Linked DNA regions of Homo sapiens: region 1 is linked to region 2. The links are chromatin contacts, found by Hi-C in ENCODE. All regions are on one chromosome and are shown on one strand. Each heading gives the region's core, a stretch centred on a gene start or an enhancer-like site at or near the end of the contact. The rest is flanking DNA. Distances are from core to core; before and after follow the strand shown. Region 1 overlaps SLIT3 (slit guidance ligand 3). Region 2 overlaps SLIT3 (slit guidance ligand 3).

What was found. A loop is a pair of places that touch in the nucleus more often than their neighbours do. Pooled maps may share reads with other maps.
Region 1: a loop to region 2 is called in a map of chondrocyte, with 1.9 times the contacts of the local background. The contact joins two enhancer-like sites. A Hi-C loop is called at or near these places in 3 of 168 maps with a recorded cell type or tissue (chondrocyte, posterior vena cava and right cardiac atrium) and 1 of 50 pooled maps.

The regions. Positions count from the first base shown.
Region 1 is chr5:169,156,006-169,163,132 of GRCh38, reverse strand. All of the region lies in intron 4 of SLIT3 (slit guidance ligand 3), which reads left to right. Among named protein-coding and RNA genes, the nearest start is that of MIR585, 100 kb to the left of the region's middle. Within about 2 kb of position 1,957, at least 15 of the 41 ENCODE cell types and tissues checked have a DNase peak (open chromatin) inside an H3K27ac peak, as active enhancers do.
Region 2 is chr5:169,001,553-169,008,185 of GRCh38, reverse strand. The region is part of intron 4 of SLIT3 (slit guidance ligand 3); the gene reads left to right. Among named protein-coding and RNA genes, the nearest start is that of SLIT3-AS1, 8.4 kb to the left of the region's middle. RefSeq lists an enhancer at 357-1,556. Within about 2 kb of position 3,827, at least 7 of the 41 ENCODE cell types and tissues checked have a DNase peak (open chromatin) inside an H3K27ac peak, as active enhancers do.

The DNA.
Region 1 (7,127 bases), core at 708-3,207, 160 kb before region 2:
GCCGGGCTGGTCTCGAACACCTGACCTCATGATCCACCCACCTCGACCTCCCAAAGTGCTGGGATTACAAGCGTGAGCCACCGTGCCCAGCCCCTTTTTTAATGATCATCAGAGCCATTTTCTTCTCCCTCCTGTCTGTTATTGAGATATTTACTCTGTGTTGGAATCAGGTTCAAGTTCCCCATTCTCTGCAGGTCTTTCTCCCTTAGAGCTATCTCCCTACTCCTACCTTACCTTCCTATTATGATTTGGCAGTGAATCCTGTATCACCTGGCTGACAGATCTTAATGATGACCCTGGCCATTTAGCAACTAAGCCTCCTACCATGTGCCAGGCATCATACAAGGTCATTGCCCTAACTTCATTTTATCCTTACAGCAGCCTGAAAAGGTAAGGGGAGCCAGGCCCAGTGAGATTAAGTGACTTCATTAAAGTCCCACTCATAACAATCGGGGTCAGGAATGGTGTGAGCTCTGTTTGACCCCAAACCTCTGAACACGGATGCTTTGACTCATGGTGTGGTCAGTGCTGTTGGATAACTTTGCGCACATGCTTGTCTGGTTTTGATAATTAGGGAATATGCTTTGCAGGGCAGGAAGCTCACATTTCTTTGTGTCCCCATGGCATCTGGCACAGCACTTTTCACTCCAAAGACCTGCATGACTGTGTGTTGCTTGAGAGGTCTGAGCAGCTCATGTTCACTTTGTGCTGATAACCTGGAGACAGGAAGGAAAGGAACTTCTTCTCCTGCTGTAAGGGCAACATGGCGATACACAGCACATCTCAAACTCTGTGCATCCCAGTCTCCTGGAGGACTTGTTAAAACAAATCGCTGAACCTACCCACCAGTTTCTGAGCCAGTGGTTCTGCATGGGGCTGGATAATTTGCACATCTACCAAGATCCCAGCTGGTCTTGGACCCCACTTTGAGGATGACTGTCATACTGGGAAGTACAACCCAAATTCGAATCCCATCTCTGTGGCTTACTAACCACGGGCAAGTTTCTAGAACTCTCAAGGATCCAGTAGCACCCTCTGTAATGAAAGCATAATAACATCAACAAGTTGTTGTGAAAATTAACTGAATATCCCATATATACATAGTATTTCTTTAGCAAATACAGATACAGCACTTTATATGTGCTAAACACGTGTTGGCACCCTTTACAAACATGAACTTAATTCTCATAACAAGGCTAGGTAGTAGTCCCTCTGTTTTCTTCCTTGTACAGAGAAGGATACTGAAGCCCAGAGATGGTCTATGACTTGCCCAGGGTCACCCAGCTAGTAAGTGTGCAGAGCTGGGCTATAATCCAGACAGCCTGGCTCCTGAGGCCCCACCCTCAGCTACCACAGTGGACAGTACCTGGCCTGTCTCTTCCCCATTCCCAGGTTACACTAAGAATGGGCCCTACAAAAGGGCAGAGATTATTTTTCTAGTTCATAGGCAGATTAACCATACATGAAAAAAAAAAAAAAAAGACTGTTTTATGACCACAGCTTTGAAACCACATGGTTGGCCTCCCTTCTGATATCAGTATGGTCAGCCGGGAGTGACTGTTTCTCTTTAAACATCTCTGGCACCGAGGTTTATCATTGCTCAAGAGGACGGTGCTTTAAAGAGGCCTTCAGGCTGAAGGAGTGGAGGCGGCAGGATGCGGGTCAGTAATAAAAGTGAAGAGAGATTTGCAGCTCCCCCATGGAGGGCCTCAGGAGTCTAGCCAGTGGGCGGGTACAGAGGCTCGGCCCAAGGAAGGGGCAGTGATGGACAGGGTGGGAGGGGAGCAAATAGTTTCAGCATGGCAGAGTAACTGAAGCTGAGAGGGCAGGCAGTGGGAGAATTCCAGCTATGTCATGGGAAATGGCTATGGCCAGGGCTCTGAATTAGCGGCCGACCACAAATCCCCTGGGACCCTGCCAGGGGTCAGGAGACTGGGGCACCGCTGGGATGCCAAATGGTATGCCATATTTCATTGTCAGAGGAGGAGGAGGCGATTTTAACTGTTATCCCTAGATGTGAGTGCTGGCACTGCCAGGAGCTGAGAGCTGGGTGGGGACGTATGTAGGAGTGAGAGAGAAGCTAGAAAAATCCGCTTTTCATTCCAAGGAACAACATAGAGGAAAGACCAAGCCATGCCGCTGGGGATTCGCATGATCTCAAAGCTTTTTTGGCCACCATCTCTGAAGGCTTTCTGCCCTTTTTTCTTTTCTCTGCAAGGTGAGACATCAAAGTCTCCCATTGCCATGTTAGAGAGCTAAAAGGGAAATGCTGACCTGGATCCCTCAAAGTGTAGGTGGATGGAACAATGGGGCTTCTGGGAGAATGGGCTTCACGTGGTTGGCCTGTTTGACATCTTTGGCTTGGAGCTGAGCAATGAAATGTGGAAAAAAATCAGCTTTGAAAGTAAACGAGCTCAGTGCCCAGCCCACGCTGGGGATGCTGGGAGGGATAGGGTTGTATCACTTGATTCATTCCTCCAGCTTATCTCAAGTCCTGGCACCATGAGGCCTTTATAAATGTTTGTTGAGTGAATGAGGGGACTGATTGATTAATTGCTTAATTATGTCCAAACGGATGATAAATTCAAAAAGAATCTTGGCTAACTCTTTAGAAATGCTTGATGAATTAAAGGTTTTTCTGAACTCATCATCGCCCCCTGTGACTGTGAAAGGAAGCCTTTCACCCAGGCTAAGAGGAATGGACACGTCTCTTTTTTCTTAGGTATTTCACTGGATTTCATTTACACTGTAAATAAAGGTTAATAGCCTAGGCCTTAAAGTTAGACAAGTGAGGTTCACACTGGGCAGGTGAGATGTGTGCCCTTAGGCAAGTCACTTAACTTCTCTGAGCAGTAATTTTCTCATTATAAAAGGAAGATAATAGTAGTGTCTTCCTCCTCAGACCATTAAAATAATCTCTCTGAATGGCATGGCACAGTGATAGACATGTAATAGCCTTCAGTAAGTACAACTCTTTGGGATCAGTGAGGATTAAGTTCAACTAAAGGAACATAAAACCCCTTAGTAATGGCTTAAACAAGGTAGAGATTTGTTTTTCTTTATGAATCTACAATTAGGAAATCTATAGTTGGTATGGTAGTTCTGCTCTACCAAGTGCTCAGAGACCCAGGTTGATTTGGCTTTGTTCTATTATCCCTATGTTGTGGCCTTATCCCAGTAGTCTAAGTTGGAGTGGCAGCCATTATATACATTTTCTAAGAGGCAGAATGAAGGAAAAACAAAAAATGGGAAAGGGCATGTGCTGGTTGCATTTTAAGGGAAGTAGCCATGTAGCACTTTTGCTTATATCACGTTAGCGTATAGTTGGGTCATGCTTTTTTTTGTTTGTTTGTTTAAGAGACGGAGTCTTGCTCTGTCACCCAGGCTGGAGTGCAGTGGTGCAATCTGGGCTCACTGCAAGCTCTGCCTCCCAGGTTCACGCCATTCTTCTGCCTCAGCCTCCCGAGTAGCTGGGCCTACAGGTGCCTGCCACCACGCCCAACTAATTTTTGTGTATTTTTAGTAGAGACGGGGTTTCACCATGTTAGCCAGGGTGGTCTCGATGTGCTGACCTTGTGATCCGCCCACCTCAGCCTCCCAAAGTGCTGGGATTACAGGCGTGAGCTACCGCGCCTGGCCTGGGTCATGCTTTTTAAAAAAATCTACCAGTCTCTGTTTTTTGCTGCTGTTGTTGTTTTGTTTTTTTGAGATGGAGTTTCGCTCTTGTTGCCCAAGCTGGAGTGCAATGGCACGATCTCAGCTCACTGCAATCTCTACCTCCCGGGTTCAAGCCATTCTCTTGCCTCAGCCTCCTGTGTATTTGGGATTACAGGCATGTGCCACCATGCATGGCTAATTTTTGTATTATTAGTAGAGACAGGGTTTCTCCATGGCTAATTTTTGTATTATTAGTAGAGACAGGGTTTCTCCATGTTGGTCAGGCTGGTCTCGAACTCTTGACCTCAGGTGATCTGCCCACCTCGGCCTCCCAAAACGCTGGGATTACAGGCATGAGCCACCATGCCCAGCCTCAGTCTCTGTTTTTTAATTGGTATATTTAGACCTCAGGTGATCTGCCCGCCTCAGCCTCCCAAAGCACTGGGATTACAGGCATGAGCCACCATGCCCGGCCTCAGTCTCTGTTTTTTAATTGGCATATTTAGACCATTTACATTTAATGTAATTATTGGTGTGCCAAGTCTGCCATTTTATTTTTTGTTTTCTGTTTGTTCTGTTTTTAGTTTCCTTGTTTTCTTGTGGGTTACAAGAACATTTTTTAGAATTCCATTTTGATTTATTTATAGGTTTTTGATTCTTTTTCTGTATAGCATTTTTAGTAGTGCCTCTAGGTATTATATGTGCATAACTTATCACATTCTACTGGTGTTGACAATTTACTAGTTAAACTGAAGTGTAGAAACCTCACTTCCCTTTATGTTCCTTTGCCCTCCCCTATTACAATATAATTGTCTTAAATATTTCTACATAAACTGGAAAACCACACCAGACAGTAGTTATAATTTTTGCTTTAATCACCAAACATAATTTAGGAAATTTAAGAAGGAAATATATTTTCCCATATTTTTACTCTTTCCATTGTTCTTCCTTTTTCTGAATATTCTAATAGTCATTTTCTTTTTGTTTAGAGGATTTTTTTTTAGCCATCTTTTAGGGGCCATCTGCTAGTGACAAATTTTCTTAGTTTCCTTTCATCTGAGAATTTCTTGATTTTCCCTTCATTCCAAAGGATATTTTTGGCTGGATATAGAATTCTGGGTTGACAGATCTTTTCTTTCAGCCCTTGAAAAAAAATTGTGTCACTTCCTTCTGGACTTCATGGTTTCTGATGAGAAATATGCAGTCATTTGAATTCTTTTTCCCCTGTAGGTAAGTCAGTAAAGTATTGTTTCTCTCTTGCTGGTTTCAAGATTTTGTTATTTCCAGAAATTTTTCTATGGTGCGTCTTGGCATAGATTTCTTTGGATTTATCCAGTTTGGGATCTTCTCACCTTATTTAATCTGTAGGTTTCTGTCTTTTTCCAAATTTAGAAATGTCTCAACCATTATTTCTTCATGTATTTTTTAAGCCCCATCCTTTCTCTCCCTCTTCTTTTTGATATCTGATTATACAAGTGTTTGATCCCTGGGGCTCTGTTCATTTTTTTTTTTTAATTCTGTTTTCTCTCTGTTGTTCAGATTGTGTAATTTTTATTGTTCTACACTCAATTTTACGGTGGAACCCATTCATTGAATTTTTTATTTTGGCTATTTTTTCCTGAAATTTTCATTTGGTTCTTTTTTCTTTGTTTTTTGCTGAGACATTCTAGTGTTTCATTTCTATCAAACATGTTCCTTATTGTTCATAAAAACATTTCTAGCATGGCTGTTTTAAAATCCAAATCAGTGGTGGCATCTTTTGATTGTCATTTCTCATATAAGTTGGTTTTTTCTTATTCACTGCATGATGAGTGGTTTTCTATTGAAACTGGACATTTTGAGTATTATGTTGTGCGACTCTGGATCTTATTGAATCTTCTGTTTTAGCTGGCTTTTGATACTGCTCTGACATGGGAAGGGGAGGCATTGCATTGTTATGGCCAGATAGGGGTGGAAATCCAAATTCTCTACTTGGCCTCCACTGATACCTGGGGGGAGGGGATCTTTGTTACTGCTAAGTAGGTGTGGGAATTTCAGCTCTTCACTTGGTGTCTGTTGATACCACCTGGCTGGGAGGGCAAGCATGCCTTATTACTGTTTCCCACATGGCCTCCCAACACCTCAGGGTAGAAGGGGCAGGGGTGGCTTCTTTACTGCTGGGTGCTGGTGAAAGTACTGACATTCCATAGAACTCCTCTGACATCACTCCCACAATTATGTCACAGGGGAGGGGTACCTTTTATCTGTTGCCAAGTGGGCGTGGAAGACCAGCCACTCCTTACAGTCTCTGCTGACATTGTATGGAGGGACTTCATCACTACTCAGCAAAGTTCAGAGTCCTAGCTCCCTACTTGGCCTTCTCTGATACTACTCCAGCAGGGACTTGGGGTACTTTGTCTAGGCTCCCTATTCAGCCAGTGCTGGTGGAGGTGGGGGGGGCCAGATTTTTTTGTGTGTGGTATCTCGTTAGAGTCAAGTGATTATTGTCTTCAAGTTTTCTGTTTACTAAGCTGCCAGGTTGGAGATATATGAAGCAAAAGGAAAACCCAGAGAACTCACCACCATCTGTGTCATTCCTGAGGTCCCAAGTCCCTTGCCAGCCTGCCTTCTGCTCTCCTGCCTCTGAGAGTCTTCTGGTGTTTGTTTTGTATAATGCTCAAGGCTTTAAATTCAACTCAGTGTGATGAATAAGCAAAAGCACATCTACGCCATCTTTCCATAAGTAGAAGTCCTCTAGATAGCTTTTTATGTATATCATCAGGTACCTCAATGGTTCTGACAGAGCGACTTGAGCCACCTGGTGGTTTGCACCATCGTTTGCTCATGTATGATTACCTTTCAATCTCTTAGTGAGTATTTTTAGTGATACTGCCTGGTGCCCATCAGTAATGTTGTAGAAGATGCTCTCCACCAAGGGGAAAAAACAGCCCAGACAGGGCAGGAAATGGGCACAGATGTGCCTTCCCATCTCCACAGCCAGGGAATACGTCTGCAGATCCTAGAACCAGGCTTCTCGAACACGAGGACTATTGACAGGCTGAGAGTTCACTTGTCAAATTAGCCATTGGGGGTGAGAGATCAATTAGGGAATGCTTCATTAGGGTGATAAAGGGCATTAAAGAGGATGTTACTTGGCCCTGTACACGTGTGCATGTACACTGTGGCTTTCTGGGAGGCATTTATCTTAGAGGAAAAGGTATTTTCAGAGGCTTCCCTTTACTCCACTGTATTGATTTCTCACTCTTTGTCAGAAGGGAATGAGATAGGAAGAAAGTTGTTCGTTTTCTCTTTACCAGTTAGGAGAATGACCTGGGCATCTCATAGTAGTGAGCCTGACATTCTGCAGAATGTTTCCTGAGGCTTCTATGGGGTGAGAAGTTAATAAGTTTTCATGATCAAACACATTTGAGAAATATTAGGTTAAAATAAGTAAAATAACTTTCTGTGGAACCTTTGAAGAACCTTTAATA
Region 2 (6,633 bases), core at 2,578-5,077:
TCATTGCAAAGAATTGATCTTATTTTTGCCTTTAATCTTCATCTTTCCTTGTGTGAACTTTACCCAAGAGAAGAATAAAATTATCATTAGTTCACCAAGAGCCACATAGAGCTGGGAGTCTATCTTACATCATGGCAGAACAATGGCCCTCTGCCTGGTAATACCAAAAGAAAGTGTCCGGTTCTCCAGGGATGGGGCTCCACAAAGCTCAGGACCAGACCTCCAGGCAGGCTGGCTGCTTTGCAAGGAGATCTCTGTTTGGTGTCCTATAAGGCAACAGGGAAAAGGAAAATTCACAGGGAAGATTAATGTCTAAATTAATATCTAGCGATAACTTTTTTGGCCCTGAGTGCTTCAGCAAGAGAAGTCATGGGGAGCCCAATTTCAAAAGGCAAAAGGTGTGTATGTGTGTACCTGCATTATAACTGCATTAGTTAAAGGCCATCTTTAGTTCTGATTACTCTCGGGAAGAAACGCTATTAAGAGGGGCTTTCTACTTGGAGAAAGTGAAGATAGTTAAAACTCTAGCAGAGCAAGTCAGTGTATATTCAGTGAAGCAGACAGGCTGCAGTGTATGTAGGCAAACACATGCAGACTATACACCCAAAATACACACTTAACACACACATAGGTATGTGTCATGCAAACTACTTACCTATCCAGAGATTCCTAGACACTTTCAACCTAATCTTATTTTAACATCTATTCGTTTTGGATCAAAAAGCACGTAGAATAAGGTTGGGTCCAAAGGGACTGCCTGATGTTCCACCCCTTCATCCTTGGTGATCAGGGCAGAGCCCCTGGAATTGTCAATGAGTCATGATGACAGACTAGGAAAACATCCAAGATACTGAGACTTGGCAGTATACAGGTTGTATTAGTCTGTTTTCACACTGCTTTAAAGACATACCTGAGACTGGGTCATTTATAAAGGAAAAAAATTTATTTGAGTCACAGTTTCACATGGCTGAGGAGGCCTCAGGAAACTTACAATCATAGCAGAAGGGGAAGCAGGGACCTTCTTCACAAGGTGGCAGGAGAGAGAAGAGCAGGGGAAACTGCCCTATAAAACCATCAGCTTTTGTGAGAACTCACTCACTATCACGAGAACAGCATGGGGTAAACCGCCCCCATGATCCAGTCACCTCCCACCAGGTCCCTCCCTTGACCCCTGGGGATTACAATTTGAAATGAGACTTGGGTGGGGACACGGATCCTAACCACATTACAGGTTGCAGTTGGGGGGTGGGGTGGGCAGGGCTGCGTGATGAGAGTAGCCTGGCTTACCAAGTGCCCAGGGCATGCCTCAGGCACCATGTATGTGTATCCAGACACTCTGCAAAAAGGCCAAGGGGCTCGACTCTCATGTCCAGCAACAGGAACGGTTGGGTGGGAGGCACTCAGGCTTCCTGGTAAAGCAGTCTCTCATTTAGGGAACTTTGGGGAGGAAAAGACAAATGGAGGTGAAGAATTAACTTTTCTTTCTTTGAATTTTCAAATCCTGTTTCTAATAGTAAACACTAGGTTGTTGTCAGCTCTTTGTGCTTGGAGAGTTGTGTGTGTGTGTGTGTGTGTGTGTGAGAGAGAGAGAGAGAGAGAGAGAGAGAAGAGGGGGAAAGAGAGAGAAAATCTTTAAATTTTAATTGGTCTGCAATGGAAGATTTAACTGTTTAAAAAACAAAACCCTCTTGGTCCCAGACCACAACTTGTGTGTAATGTGGGAGGCTGGGGAATAGTGAAGAAAGAGGGAAGGGAGGGGTAGATTCCTCATGGCTCCACAGGGAGTCGTGTTGTTAAGGGATGAAGGAACCAGCCATATGGACAGTAGAATACAATCCAGATCTGCCAACTCTCTCATTGTCGCATCTCTTAGGTGAAGAAGCTAATTTTTTGCTTTTTGTATTATCCTATAAATAAAATAGATGATTAGAGAAGAGAATGCTTTAAGGTTTACCATATACCCAAATTCAGAGGATGGCCAGGCTGGTTGGTAGTTACGCTGCAAGGCCCTGAATTACAGTAAGACAGCAGTGGCCTTGGGGACCAGGCATTACCACTTGGTAGGATGATTTTTTTCTTGTCTGTGTCCCCTTTCACTTAGATTATGAGGCCTTGCAAGGCTGGAACTGGGCCTGCCTTGTCCACCACAAGGACAAGGGCCTAGCACAGTGCCTGGCACTGAGGAATTGCCTGTTGAAGATTCGACAGCAAATACCTGTTGAATTTTCTATGGGCATTTTGGGGAAAGTATAAACTTGAAGTTCCTATGGCCCTGCTGACTTCTATGCACTGCTGTTTGTTTGCAACACCAACCTTGAGCAATAACATAGGTTGCCTTTGAAGCCTTTTGCGCTGCGTTTCCCCCAGAGCTCCAAAGGCGCAGAGTGCCAAAGGCACAAGTACTCACCAGCAAGGCAAGTATGATGTCTGCCCTGCTTGCTGCTGTACCTGAAACTCTAGTATAAAGTGTCTGGAACATAGTAAATATTTGTCGAATGAATGAATATTACAGCTGTGTCCTTTGCTATATCCTGATTATGTAGCTGAAAGATGAAAGTAGGGATATACATACTGGTAATATCATGAGTGTCATTTGCAAATCCTTTCCAAATGGTGTTAAACTGAGTTGAATGTATTGTCTCCATTCTCATTCAACCTTGGCCCAGGTCATCAGGGAAGATGCTGGTGGTGTTGCTGATGATCATAGCAACCACACTGGTTATAATGTTTACCGTTCACCTTGCCATGGGCCAGGAACTCTCCTATACATGTTACATGCATCATCTCTCAAGTGTTTGTAGCCACTCCATAATGCGGACGTTAGATTCTCTGTTTTACAAAAACTGAAGCTCAGAGGCTGTTGTAGTCAGCTCAGGCTACTGTCACAGAATATAGGCCTACCTGGGGGATATTATGGGTTCCATTTCAGACCACTGCAAACAAAGTGAGTATCGCAATAAAGTGAATTACACAAATTTTTTAGTTTCCCAGTTCATATAAAAGTTATGCTTACACTGTTCCATAGTCTATTTTGTAACAGCATTATGTTTTAAAAACAATCTGCATAACTTAATAAAAAATACTTTATTGCTTAAAAATACGGACACAGAAACACGAAGTATTCCTGCTGTTGGAAAACATGACACCAATAGACTTGCTTGATGCAGGTTGCCACAAACCCTCAATTTGTAAAAAAGAAGAAAGCTCAATAAAACAACGTGCGCCTGTACCATAAACTGGGTGGCCTAGACAGCAGACACTTATTTTTCACAGTTCTGGAGACTAGGAGGTTCAAGGTCAGGGTGCCAGCATGATCAGATTCTGGGGAGGGCCTTCTTCCTGGCATGCAGCTGCCTTCTAGCTGTATCGTCACATGGCCTAGAGAAAACAAGCTCTCTGGACCCTTCCTATAAGGGAATTCATCCATCATGAAGATTCCATCTTCATGACCTCATCTATACCTAATTCCTTCCCAAAGGCTCCACCTCCAAATACCATCGTCTTGGTGGTTAGGCTTTCAAACATGAATTTTAGTTGGACACAGACATGCAGTTCATAGCAGAGGGGTTACCTGTAGTCCCAAAGCTACGTAGCTAGGGAGACGCAGAGGCAGAATTTTCACTCAGGTCTGTTGAGCTGAGTCCAAAGCCCCTTCTCTCCTCTCTGCATCACGCTGAGCAGTATCATACTCAGCGCTTGGAGGAAGGCCCAGAGGGCTCAGTAAAAGCAGCTGAAGAAAAACAAATTGGAGGGAGTTTATTATGGTTGATCTTAAAAGCCTTGTAATGACCTTATTTTCTCCAGAGGACATTCTGAAAGCCAGTGATTTACCCTGGCAGCCCAGCTGGGGGAAGATGTCCAGGCAGCCAGTTCCCCCTACCTGTGCCTCTGGGCATGGCAGAACCGAACCCAGCAGGGACTCCCGAAGGAGCCATTCCCATCCACTTTTATTTCTCTGAGATGCACAGAATATCAGCCCTTCGGGTTTCGTGTTGTTCTGTTTTTTGGTGTGTGTGTTTTTTTTTTCCCAAAACAGTCGTGGGCTTCTAGCCAAAAGTCCTTTCAATTAATGGACTAGGAACAGCACCCATGAAGAAAATTAAAAACAGATAAGAAAAGAAGGGCCTTCATGCGCAGAGTAGAGGAAGGGAATAATTCTTGGATTATGCTGATGATTTACCAATGTTTTCCTAACGTGAGAATCAGTCAGCAGGGGCCTGGGTTTTTTATGGAAGAGGAACCTCTTCCAGACAGCTCACTCCACAACAGGCCTGATAAATCCCCACATCCCCACTTCCAGCGAGAACGCTGCCCCCTCCAGAGCCACCATGTCAAAGCCTGTTTAGCTGTTCCTTACTTATCAGCCACAACCCCAACATTAGTTCATGCTTGGAATATGAAGCCATTTCATATTTATTCTTGTTATATCTGGCAAGAAGCCTTAAGGAAAAAAAGAGAGTCCCCTGTTGGTGCTGTTCAGCTCTTATATCTTTATAGTCTCCCAAATTGATTTGACAGGGCAATTGCAGGCCATGGGTGAGACGAAACTCTTCTCTCAGAAAAGTCTGGGAGACTAGGCACAAATACACAGCCCACTCCTTCAGCTTCTGCCCTGAGCCTGTGTTCACGTCTGTGTTCACATCTGTGTTCACGGCCACTCTGGCCCCTGCAGACCAATGCCATAGAGTTTCCTCGTGTCAATTTTCTGGTAGGAGCCTCTGAAAAGAACTAGGGTATCGGAGGAGACGTTAGCAATGGAATTCACCACAGGACATTCTAGAAGCTGAGCAGGGTCAGACTCCCACAGAGGGTACTGCAGACACTCAGTAGGACTTCAAGGCCACATGAGCTTTGGGAAGATGTACTGAGTGCCCTGGTCTGCCCAGAAGCTAGGGCCCATATTCTGCAAGCCTCAGATGGGTCAAAAGAGTTTTAATCCAAGGAATAGTGACAACTTGAAATGATATGCAAAGTTTGTTTGTGCGTGCTCAGACACACTGAGTATTCTAGGAAAAAAGGACTAGATTTTACTGCATACATATGTAGATACATACTGGTAATATCATGAGTGCCATTTGCAAATCCTTTCTAATGGATTTAGTAGGTAAACAAAGGAATCTATGACCCCAGTAAGCTTAAGAACCTGTGAGCGAAGGCAGCCTTCCCCCAAAGAATAAGTGCCCCACTGGTAGTTTGAGATGATTTTAAGTAAGATTCAGACAAACTTCTTCTTTTACTAGGCATATACTTGTTTTCATACAGTTAAAACCTATATGTAACTAATATACCAAGTTTGTAATTTCACAGACATTGCAGATCAAGGTGAGGATAAAACAGATGTTTAAATAAGAGTCATTAATGGATAAGGTAAAACAAGTAAACAGTAGTACAAGTTTTGTGCCTCTATGGCAAAATTAGCTAATAGTGAGAAGAGACTGCTAAAGTTAGGGAAATACTTTGATCAAGGAAGAAAAACACGGAAAAATGTAGTCCTCATCCCCTCTTGTCCCAAATACTGAGATGTTTCTACATTAGAGCCCCTGTTTCTAGTCTCTTCCACTGGTTGCCTGCACACCATTGCCATTCCCATACTCACTCACTCCACGTGACTTTCCTGCTCTAGACTACACAATGGCTCCCTGTGGCCATCACATTCTGTCCACACTCTCTAACTGGGTTTGCAAGTCCATCCTCCCACCTGATGTCATCTCCACTATTTCCTAGTTCTGAAACTCTTCACTTCCCAGACCATTCTTTTCATTGTCTGCTCCAAATCTCCCCATCTGCCCCATCTGTACTCATTGATGCCCCATTGCTTTTTCTTTTTTTCTTTTTTTTTTTTTTTTTTTTTTTTTTTTTTTTTGAGACAGAGTCTCGTTCTGTTGCTCAGGCTGGAGTGCAGTGGAGTGCATCCTGGCTCACTGCAACCTCCACCTCCCAGTTCAAGTGATTCTTCTGCCTTAGCCTCCCTAGTAGCCGGAAGTACAAGCACACACCACCATGCCTGATTAATTTTTAATTTATTTTTATTTTTAGTAGAAATGGGGTTTCACCATGTTCACCAGGCTGTTCCCGAACTCCTGACCTCAGGTGATCTGCCTGCCTCGGCCTCTCAAAGTGCTGTGATTACAGGAGTGAACCACCACACCAGCCACATTGCTTTTTCCTATAATTACCTTCATACCCCCATGCTCCCTATTCCTCTTTTGAGTCCCCTCCTCTCCCTACTCTAAAAACCTACCGTTTGCAGTTCCCACCAATGTCTCCCTTCTCTGGAGTACTGCTGCCCTGCAATTCTGTATGTCAAGGGGAAAAAAAAAGGAGGGAGACTTTGGTTAATTACCACTTCACTTGGCACCAGGAAGGGTAGGCTAAGAGAGGAGCTATAGCCAGGAGTCTAAAACTTTTCTTTTGGCTTGTTTAAATTGTTGACAAAAATGGGATTAGTTTGAGATTAATCACTGAAAAACAAGGGAGATAAACTCCTGGGTTCCAGAGATATTAATTCCTTGGTTCTCATCCCAGCTTAGGTTATCAAAACCAAGAATTGTTCATTTTTCACAGTTTATGAGGTTTATCTTTGGCCTGTCATGAGATGCTGACAGAAAAATGAAATTGGTCTGTTTCTAGTCT